Regions from separate parts of the Homo sapiens genome. Here region 1 is linked to region 2. A link is an interaction called in ENCODE POLR2A ChIA-PET data of the cell type or tissue named here. Cell type or tissue: K562. All regions are shown on one strand. Links, peaks and the distances in the headings refer to the core of each region. The heading gives the core; the rest is flanking DNA. Region 1 has its middle 12 kb from the start of LINC02543. Region 2 overlaps MYLIP (myosin regulatory light chain interacting protein).

What was found. ChIA-PET counts read pairs that join two places held together with the same protein. Peaks named below come from ENCODE experiments on the same cell type or tissue, not always from the same donor. Only the 100,000 strongest peaks of a DNase experiment are listed, where the experiment ranks them.
Region 1: POLR2A ChIA-PET joins it to region 2 with 6 read pairs; 5 of 35 experiments call an interaction of 5 or more read pairs at or near these places.

Annotation. Positions count from the first base shown.
Region 1 is chr6:16,003,757-16,009,145 of GRCh38, forward strand. No RefSeq gene overlaps it. Among named protein-coding and RNA genes, the nearest start is that of LINC02543, 12 kb to the left of the region's middle. In K562, for the core only: no CTCF peak of the experiment used is centred there; DNase peaks (open chromatin) are centred at 1,365, 2,245 and 3,570; H3K4me3 peaks cover 173 bases.
Region 2 is chr6:16,134,215-16,139,603 of GRCh38, forward strand. All of the region lies in intron 2 of MYLIP (myosin regulatory light chain interacting protein), which reads left to right. Among named protein-coding and RNA genes, the nearest start is that of MIR4639, 4.6 kb to the right of the region's middle. In K562, for the core only: no CTCF peak of the experiment used is centred there; a DNase peak (open chromatin) is centred at 2,049.

The DNA of each region.
Region 1 (5,389 bases), core at 327-5,326, 130 kb before region 2:
GCTCTTGAAGGGGGCGTAAAGGAGCAGTCATTCTTGAGGGCAATGGAGGCACCATCATGTTGAGGACCTTCACAGTATTGTACAGGACAGGGAACTGGGATGTTTACCTGTGCACGCATGTTCCTCACTGTCATTCCATGTCAAACTGTCCACTGTGACTGCAGGTGTAATCAGGAAGTGGACTGAGGGCACATGGATGGGCAATAGTGTCTGCCACACGATTTCACAGGGCTGTTATAAAGATGACATGAATTTGTATTTGCAAAGCACATGGGGGAAAAATGCCTGGTCTTTAGGAAATGTCATTTAAGTGATTGCCAAATAAAGAGTGGGTATCCTTTGAAGCAGTAGGAAAGAATATTAGGCATAACAAAGATTAAATTGTTGAAATTTCATATCTGTAAAGGTAATATGGGTGGAACACTGAAACAAGTTCCACAATAGATTATGAAGGAACACTAGAAATGCCAGGAAACATGTAGGTAGATTATAAGCAGTGGCCTCTTCAACTCTGTAAAGTTGTCAGTCAATACCGTGTACTACATTAGCTGATGACAGTGATCCGGAGTGACCCTAGGAAGGCTGGGGACACAGGAAAACAAATAAAATGTATGCCATATTTAATCTATGCCTAGTTGTTATAATTTGGCACTGTAATTAGGCACAAATGACATGTTCTTTACATGAATTATTATAATTTGAATTACTTTTATGCAACCCTATAAAAGGTTTTTCTTTTTTTGGAGACAGTCTTGCTCTTTGCCCAGGCTGGAGTGCAGTGGCAGGATCTCGACTCACTGCAACCTCCACCTCCCGGGTTCAAGCAATTCTTCTGCCTCAGCCACCCAAGTAGCGGGGATTATAGGTGTGTGCCACCATGCCTGGCTTACTTTTGTATTTTTAGTAGAGATGGGGTTTCGCCATATTGGCCAGGCTGGTCTCAAACTCCTGACCTCAGGTGATCCACCCACCACAGCCTCCCAAAGTGCTGAAAATACAGGCATGAGCCACTGTACCCGGCCCCATTAAAAGATTCTCTTATTTGGTTAGTCCTTCAGTACCTAAAATTAGGAAAAGATTGTCCATTTTTCCTAATACAGTTTAATCGTTTCAACCACCTGTGTGCATGAATGAAAGTGTAGAAACGTAACCCACATACTCTGGCCTTTTGTTTACAACCTTCCTGACTCTCAATTCCATTCATTCTCACCCTGTCGGGTCTCTCCCACATGCCCCCATCCCTCCCCTGTTTTTCATGTGATTTTAAGGCATATGCATGTATTTCCCCTCCTCTTTTCCTGAGTGGTCTGGCTGGTGGCAGACTCTGTGTGGGGAAGTGTGCTCTTATCTTAGTACCATACTGTGGCGGAGATGAGAGAGAGAGAGAGAGATCCCTGACTCAGGAGGCGATAGGAGGAGCACAGTAGATATGAGCCCTGGCTCTTTTGTGTCTAGCAGTTCCAGGTAGATGGAAAGTGAAGGGTTGGACTTAATGAGAAATAAGGCTGTGAGAAGAAAGTGCTCAAGAAAGTTGGTTCTTGTTTCCAGGATTTCACTGCAAAAGCCTAAACAACAATCTTTGGCATGGGTCAAAGAATAAACCTACAACCACTTTCAAGAACCAGGGGAATAATCTTGAGTGGGAAGAGGAGGAAACAGCCATGCCTCCTATCCAACCTTGCCAGGCTCTTGTGTTACTGAAATAGAATAGTCTTCAGAGACACTTCCAGCATGTGTCACAGTCAAATGCTTTTGGCTGCAAGAAACAGAAACAAAACCAACTGAAAGTGGCTTAAGGTATAAGGAAATTTCGTATTACACAAAAGAAAATGTCCAAGATTGCTAAATTCATTGGTTCAAAAAATGTAATCCAGGATCCAAACTCTATTCTGCCAACCTTCATGTGTCATCCTTGTCCTCGGGCTGGCTCTCCCCACGGTTGAAGGTGTCTACTGCCTCTCTGTGTATCACAACAAACACAACCACATCCAGAGGAAGAAGAAACCGTCTTCATGTGTGCCTCTTTTAGGAGTGAGGAAAGCTTTCCCAGAAGTCACCCAGCAGACTTTCTGCCAGAACTCTTTGGTCACAATAGACTGCAAGGTCAGTCCTAAACAAGCCATGGGCAAGAGCAGGACCATCATGGCTGGCTCAGATGGATAAGAATTGACTGCCGGAGCTAGGCTGGAGCTGGTGACTCCCTTGAGTCACATCAGGGAGGAATAGGTTCCAAAGCAACTTTGGAACTCTGCCAACAAAGAAGGGGGTGGATTGAATGTTGGCTGACTACCAACAGTAGGGTTGTGAAGATGTCCTGGAGCCCCACTGATACTGTTTCTTTTTCCCAGCCTTTCCTACTTATTAGCAAATGGCTAAAGCTCCTTTGAAAAAATAAGAGCTCTTTGATGCCACAATTTCAAATGAAAAGCACTAAAGTCGGGCGTGGTGGCTCACGCCTGTAATCCCAGCACTTTGGGAGGCCAAGGCGGGCGGAGATCGAGACCATCCTGGCTAGCACAGTGAAACCCCATCTCTACTAAAAATACAAAAAATTAGCCTAGCATGGTGGTGGGCACCTGTAGTCCCAGCTGCTCGGGAGGCTGAGGCAGGAGAATGGCGTGAACCCAGGAGGCGGAGCTTGCTGTGAGCCGACAACGTGCCACTGCACCCCAGCCTGGGTGACAGAGAGAGACTCCGTCTCAAAAAAAAAAAAAAAAAGAGGAAAAGAAAAACACTGAAGTATGAATGTGGGTAGGAAGAGTGTGAGTTGGATGAGTTTCCCTTTAATTGGAAAAGTCTAACATGCAGTCTTTTCTTCTTTGGAAAGAGGAAGAGTACTAGAAATTAGAAAGGTACTTGGTACCTCAAGAGGTTGGCATAACCCTTTGTATACAAATTTATTGTAGTATTTACCATCTATTGTGGTTATTTACATATATATGTCACCCCTACCACTCTCTGAGTCCTTGATGGGCAGGGGACTACACTATTCTTCATCACATCCCTGAAACCAGGGCGGACCAGCACATATTTCCTGTCCTGCCAAGCTTCACTCATGCTCACCTTGGTAGGAACTGTGATGAGAAACACTTAGCTCCGTCTTGTAACCCAGACATACGTAAGTCTGGCTCATGCTGGTCAGATGGTTCCAGCTGACTAGGTACCTTTTCTTGCTCCCAGTTCCTGATGACATTTTCTTGAAAGAATTTGTCCACATCTAATCACCCTCTCCCCACACATATTCCTGCCCCTTACATCTTGAGTTACTGCTTCTCTCCTGCATTTTTAGTTATTTCCTCTCAATTCTTCTCCCTTTTAGGTCCCCAGCCAGCTTCAAGCTCCAGAAGACACTCCTCTGCTTTATCTTTAACTAAATGCCAGTCTATCGGTTATTTTAACATCTATTAACTACTGTAATACCACTATGGTTTTTGTCTTGGCTGCATTTGTCATTTCCTCTGATACCTTTTTCGTTAGGTTCATGTTTTCCTATTTTCCCCAACAATCTTCTCCTCCGCTGAGACCCATAGTCCCCACTGTTCTATTTCTGCCAATCACCATCTTATCTATTATACAGGAGCAGCCACCAAACTCCCATTTGCATCAACATGCAAAAGATGAATTATGTGTCCACAAAAAGGGGAACAAACACAAAAGAGGCAGTCCTGGATTTCCAAATGCCTCATACAAATGGGCAGTTGTACACGATCCCCCTGCACCCATCCCATCACACTCTTCAGTGCATATAAACTAGGAGGCTGCAGCATGCATAAATTCAATAAGTGCTTTCAGAAACCTATCAAGAAGAAATCTAATGTTCTTTTCCCTTCTACAGTTGATCCTAGTTTGTACCCATGCAAATGATGCTGATATTTAGACAACTTTAAAGGGCTTATAAAGTCCACAAAGGACTCTGACACCCAAATTAAAGTTGTATCCTTAGTTCACCTCACTGTGCAAAAGTATTGCCAAATATTTGGTGAAGTTAATCCCTATCTGACCACCTCCGCAATCACTAACCACAACAGGAGAAGTTAAAGAAATGAATTCCAGGCATGCATTATGATTTATTTGCTGTGTGAGTTTTAAGCTAAATCCTTAACTTTTGATATATATTTGATTTTCAGAATAGGCTGCAGAAGAACAAACTTAATGTAACTGCTTCACTGTAGTGTGAAAGACTGTCTCAGGCTCCTCTGAATCTGCTGTCATTTCTGTTGATTCATGAGGTTGGGTTATATTTTGCAAATTTTCTTTAATTAGTGTATATGTGTATTGTATATACGTTGCAGGTTCTTCTTTACTCCATTGTGGAGATGACTGTATAAGCTGTCAATGTCTATTCCCAGTGGTTCATGCTTTCTATTCTGCAACCAAAGAGAGAACAAGTTGATCAGCGATGTGGCAGTAATGCATATGTAAGGGCCTAGAAACCAGTGGTAAGAACATGAGTTTATGGAAACACTGCATACCAGCCCCTAAGGGAGTAATTACAGATAGACTTTGAAGCTGCTTAATAACTGGCAGCATCATAGATTTTTTGTAATCACCTGAGAAGCTGTAGATTAGCCTAATACAGTTCCAAGTACACAGAGGGTGGACAACAACCACTTGTTGAGCTGACTTGAAGCTTAAGAAGAAAGGCTGAAGCCTGTGCACATGGGAGGGGAGGAGCACCTAACCCGTTCTTAGAAATGAATGAAATCTCAGTGCTCTGTCTTCTAGCCCCTTTTGAGTTTGAAGTCAATTTTCCTAAGGTCAGTGTTTGAAGAGGAAGGAGTGGATTGGGGAAAAAGATCAAGGATGAGGTTATAAAGCTAACAACTTGAATTTACTAGGAGCTTACTATAGACCAAATACTATCATGATGAATGAAAGGAAACTCTGGACTCAGGAGCTTTAAACTAACTCTGCTATTTAATTAAAAGTCAGGAAACAACAGGTGCTGGAGAGGATGTGGAGAAATAGGAACACTTTTACACCGTTGGTGGGACTGTAAACTAGTTCAACCATTGTGGAAGTCAGTGTGGCGATTCCTCAGGGATCTAGAACTAGAAATACCATTTGACCCAGCCATCCCATTACTGGGTATATACCCAAAGGACTATAAATCATGCTGCTATAAAGACACATGCACACGTATGTTTGTTGAGGCACTATTCACTATAGCAAAGACTTGGAACCAACCCAAATGTCCAACAATGATAGACTGGATTAAGAAAATGTGGCACATATACACCATGGAATACTATGCAGCCATAACAAATGATGAGTTCATGTCCTTTGTAGGGACATGGATGAAATTGGAAATCATCATTCTCAGTAAATTATCGCAAGAACAAAAAACCAAACACTGCATATTCTCACTCATAGGTGGGAATTGAACAAT
Region 2 (5,389 bases), core at 136-5,135:
GTCTAATAAGTGTCTGTTGCATATTTGTTGAATCATAGAATTAAGAACTTGGAAGTAAACAAAAATGGGGTTAACTGATAACTACTAATATAAGCTTTCCTAATAGATTTTGAGATGTTTTTCACTTTGCTTTTATAAACTGAAAAGTTGAGAGTATCTAAAAGAAATCTCACCATTTCAAAAATGTTTTGTAGTGATTATTTTCTGTTTGAACTTAACTTAGAGCTTCCTCACATTCTTTTGCTTCCTTTCTTTCACCCCCTCTACACCATCCTAGACCATGTGTTTATTGTGGCTATTAGTTCTTTCCTAAAAGAAACTACCACTTATCTGGGCCGTCTATGAAAGTCAGATAGTTTTCAAGTTATAGCATCACTTTAACTGCAACCCATTTATAGTCCTAAGTACATATTAACTAAGTATTTCCCTGTCTTCCAACAAAAATCACTTTTAGACATGTGGAAATCTGGGAAAGATTGCATGCCCAAACACAAAATAGGCCCTGGAAAGTAAAAACAGTAAAAGCAGGCATGTGGTTATTTCCAAAGAAAGTATTTAATCAAATTTTAAATTTCTGATATAATTTTTTCTTTTGTTAAGGCTATAGGATGTTTGTGTTATTATATGTGTTTATTTCAGCCAAGGAACGCCTGTCTGGGTATCTTTAGGCCCTTTTTGAATTTCTGGTACTTATATATTTGTATGAAATATTCAAGGAAGGTTTTTAAAACGACATGTAAAATTAAATCTGAGCATTTAGAAGGCACCTAGGGTCAGACTCAAGGTGACCAGTGTTGAGCAGCTGTAGGGACACTAGGTGTGTTTCCTCTGAATGGTGTCCCACTGTGGCCTGTTCCCAGCCCTCTTCTGTACCAGCAGCAGGACCTAGCAAGTAACTCAGAATGTGAAGGCAGTTAAAAAGATGATGAGGTCTGAAAATTCCTGAACCTTCCTGGCCTCATGGAATGAATGTACCAAAAAGCACTCCTTGGCTGATCTATATTGTTGGGAAAGAGATTGTAGTTAACATTTTCAGATTTCAGGGCTGCCTAGATTGGTGTTTGCCTAGGATGGGGATCTACTGTGAGTGAATAAGCACATTTTTTTAGAAGTGCAGATTTTCTGCTTTCAATTAGAAGTGTTCTTCTGGTGTGGGTTGTGATCACTTTTGAAGTTGGAAATTTTCCCAGCTGCTGCCCTCCACATCTTTTAACTGCTTTAGAGCAGGAACACTTTCATCAGTGATTCTCATTTTGTACTTTGGGCTTTGAAAAGGATCTCCTTAAGCCTACATAGAGACCTAACTTGGTAATTATTTGGCTGTGACAAGTTTCTCAGTGGCAAGCCCTCCATGAAGTAGATAGATGTGGTGGTTCACGTTAGATATGGCTAGTTACTTGAATCCTTGACCCTAAGGGATTTTTACTAGTATTACTTCCTTAACTTATGAAAATTTTCAAACAGACAGGAAAATTGGAGATTTTTTACAGGGAACACCTATGTATATATACACACATTATATGTGTGTGTATACATATATCTATATATATATATATATATATATGTATGCTATATATTCTATATAGTGTATATATACAGTATATATTCTATATAGTGTACATGTACACTATATATTCTACTCTATAGTATGTATACTAAGTATATACTATATATACTAAATTCTAATATTAATAGTTTACTCTACATGCTTTATTACATATTCATCCATTTATCAGTCCTCTATCCACCCATCAATCTGTCTTATTTTTAGATGCATTTCAAAATAAGTTGTATATAAGTATGTTTCCCCGTAAATACTTCAGCATGCATAACATTAACTAGAACTCAATGTTTGCAGTTTTTTCTTTTGATGTAAAATTTACATAAATCCTAATTATACCATTTAATGATTTTTGACAAACAGCTGTGCTTGTTTAAATAAAACTGCTATCAAAATTTAGAACATTATCATCACTCCAGAAAGTTCCCTGAAGCCCTTCTGCAGTCAACCCCTCCCCTTCTTTCCCACCCCCACCCACCGCACACCACACCTCTGTCATGTGTTCTTCTACCAGAGATGAGCTATGCCTGTGCGGCCTTATCTATATGGAATCTTGTGGTATGCACTCTTTGATATCTGGCTTCTTTTGTTCATCACAGATTTTTTGAGATCCATCCATATTGTCCTATATATCAGTGGTTGGTTCTTTTATATTGCTGGATAGTATTCCATTGAATGAATCTAGTGTTTGTTTATCCGTACTCCTAATAATGAACACCTGTTTTCCAGCTATTATGAATAAAGCTGCCATAAACATTCTAGTATGTACCTTTTTTTTGTAGACACATATTTTCATTTCTCTTGAATAAATAAATACCTAAGAGTGGAATAGCTGGGTCATGGAGTAAGTAATCATTTCATTTTATAACTAACTGCCGGACCTTTTCCCAAAGCTATTTGGCAACTGTGCTATTCTGTACTCCCAGCAAGAATGTAAGAGTCTAGTTCCTCCACATCCCTGCCAGCTTTCTGGTGGGTGTGTAGTGGTAGAGTGTTGTGGTTTTAATTTGCATTTCTCTGACAATTCATATTAAACACTTGTTCATGTGTTTATTGGCCTTTCATGTATCTTTTTCAAAGTGTCCAAGTCATTTACTCATTTTTGTTGTTTGCTTTTATTTTTGAGTTGTACAAATTCTTCATGTACCCTAGATACCAGTCCTTTGTCAGATACATGTTTTGTAAATGTATTTCCTCCTGTGGCTTACCTGTTTTTCTGATGCCTTTTATGAGTAGAAGTTTTTAATTTTGGTGAAGCCTAATTTATCCACTTTCTTCTTTTGTGGTTTTTGCTATGTCCTGAGAAACCTTTGCTACCTGGAAGTCATGAAGATACTCTTAAGTTTTGTTTCTAAAGCGTTACGGTTTTAGCTTTTACATTTAGACCCGTGATCCATCTTGAACTGATTTGTGTTTTACTGAAATTAAAGATACAAAACAGAAAACTCTCATAGCAATTCTGTTGTGATTTGATAGCTTTTAAATATAACTTGGCAGTCAAAGTTTGTTTTAAAATAAACTGTGGTTAAGTGACTCATTGGACTGAGGCAGGCTGGCTGATGATCACCGTGGGTTCTGACAAGGTGAGAGCAGAACCAGCCATTACTCACTATGGCTAGAGTCAGTCATGGCTCTCCAGGAGAAATACAATTCAATTATTGGTAATTGAGAATTTGAAAAAAATAGCTGCTTAGCTGTTTTAAAGATGTAGGTTAGTTCTTAAATTTTGAGTTCAATAATGAATCTGGATATAGTTATTTTACATTTGTCATTAAAAGCTCTTAAAAATGGTGTAACTGGTGAGGTAACTGGAGGGCAGTAACTGAGAGGAACCCTCTATGATGAGCAGATGAACAACTTCCAATTGGTTTGCAGGAAGTTCTGCTTTGATTCCTAGATAATTGCTTTATGAGACAAGCCTGTGTTTAGAGGAAAGTTCTCTGATTACAACTCTTAAAAGATAAATGATCTAACTTCATTCCTTAACATTGTAAGAAGGAATTAATTTTTAAAAGAGAGAAAATTTGAAGTACTTTGAAAGAAAAATATAGTAAGAATATGTGATTCATTTTTAAAATTAAAATTTGGCATATCCTTATATTCACTCCATTAAAAAAAAAATCTATAATGCTCAGTAAATGTTAATTCATCTGTGCCCACGATGCCAGGACATGAGTTTAGCCAGAATGTTACGCCTTGGGCCCCAAAATGTGATCCATATATTGAAAATATCAGTTTTCTTAGTAACTGGGTAAAACTTAAAGAAGAGTCATGAATTAGAAGGTATAACCCGAAGAATGTTTAAAAGGTGCAGTTTGAGCTTATTTATGCTCATAGGATGTATTCATGGACATTTCCTTAAGACAGAGAAAACAGTTTTTTTCCAAAGGCTTTCTTTCTGTTTGTGATTCTAGGATGTAGCCTCTATTGAATTGAATATGTCATCTACTTTTGATCTTTAGTGCAAAAGCATTCACTGCAGGCATAACTTATTTGACCACATCTGCTTGTTTTGATATTATTGGTAACATTTTGCCTACTTTACAAAAAAAAAAAGGAGGGGGCAAAACCCAGGAGCCAGATAGTTACAATCCAGATGGTTTGAGGGGAAAATACTAAGAGAAAATACTTGATTCAAAACCACCCATAAATATTGAGCCATCACTGAAGTTCTTGTTGGAAACATGTCTCTGAGCTCTGCTATCCTCTGTCTTGGAAAGAGCCTATTAGAGTGCTGATCTTTGCTACTAGTACTCTGTTGTACTGTTCTCCTGGAGAGCATAAACTTGTCACCCAAAAGCTAGATTGTGGCTGGAGTTATTTTGATGGGATATGTCCCTTTATTGTAAAAGGCTGTAAGTCCATCTAAAAAGGAACTCTCAGACATGTTTACCCTAAAACCCCAGCTTAGGGCTGGGCACAGAGGCGGTGCAAGACAAATATTTATTGGCTTGAAATGAAAAGGTTGCTTTATAGCCATGAAACTGCAAAATGCAGGAAGGGACTATCAGAAAGCTGATGTTGACAGTAAGGAGAAGGATTTTTCATGCTTACCAGGCATCCTCTGCACTCCAGGCTAGAATGTGGAGTATGTCGAAAAGGTCAATCATCGCCCTTGCTAGATCTTTTCTTAAATTCTGGCCCATATGCTGAGAAGGATCAGTGGTGCTCTCAGGCTGCCTGCCACCTGTTTACATTCTGTTACTGCTTCTTTGCCTTTGATTTTGGCCACTGTCTCTCCGGAAGTGTAGGCATGGATAGGTTGCAAAAAGACACGGAATTGATTCAAAACTCTTCTTACTATCTAATAAAGCAGGAACTAGTCTCTAACTTTACACCTGAAAAATAAGTTAAAAGCCACTTTTGCCTGTAATCCCAGCACTTTGGGAGGCCGAGGCAGGCAGATCATGAGGTCAGGAGATTGAGACCATCCTGGCTAACACGGTGAAACCCCGTCTCTAATAAAAATACAAAAATTAGACAGGCATGGTCTAATGTAGCTATCGGGAGGCCGAGGCAGGAGAATCGCTTGAACCCAGGAGGCGGAGCTTGCAGTGAGCCCAGATCGTGCCATAGCACTCCAGCCTGGGCGACAGAGCAAGACTCCATCTCAAAAAAAAAAAAAAAGGCCACTTTTACATAAGCAGTAATTAAACTAAGAAGACTTCGTTTGTGGCAATATTCTTCAAGTCTTTCAGAGCGTAATTTCTTCTTTAACGAAAGCATAGATGCAGATTTTAGTTTCCTAACAGCACACCTCCACCCCAGTCGAATACAGAGATGGGTACATTCACCAAGATGAAGTTTATCAAATGGTCATCTAAGAAG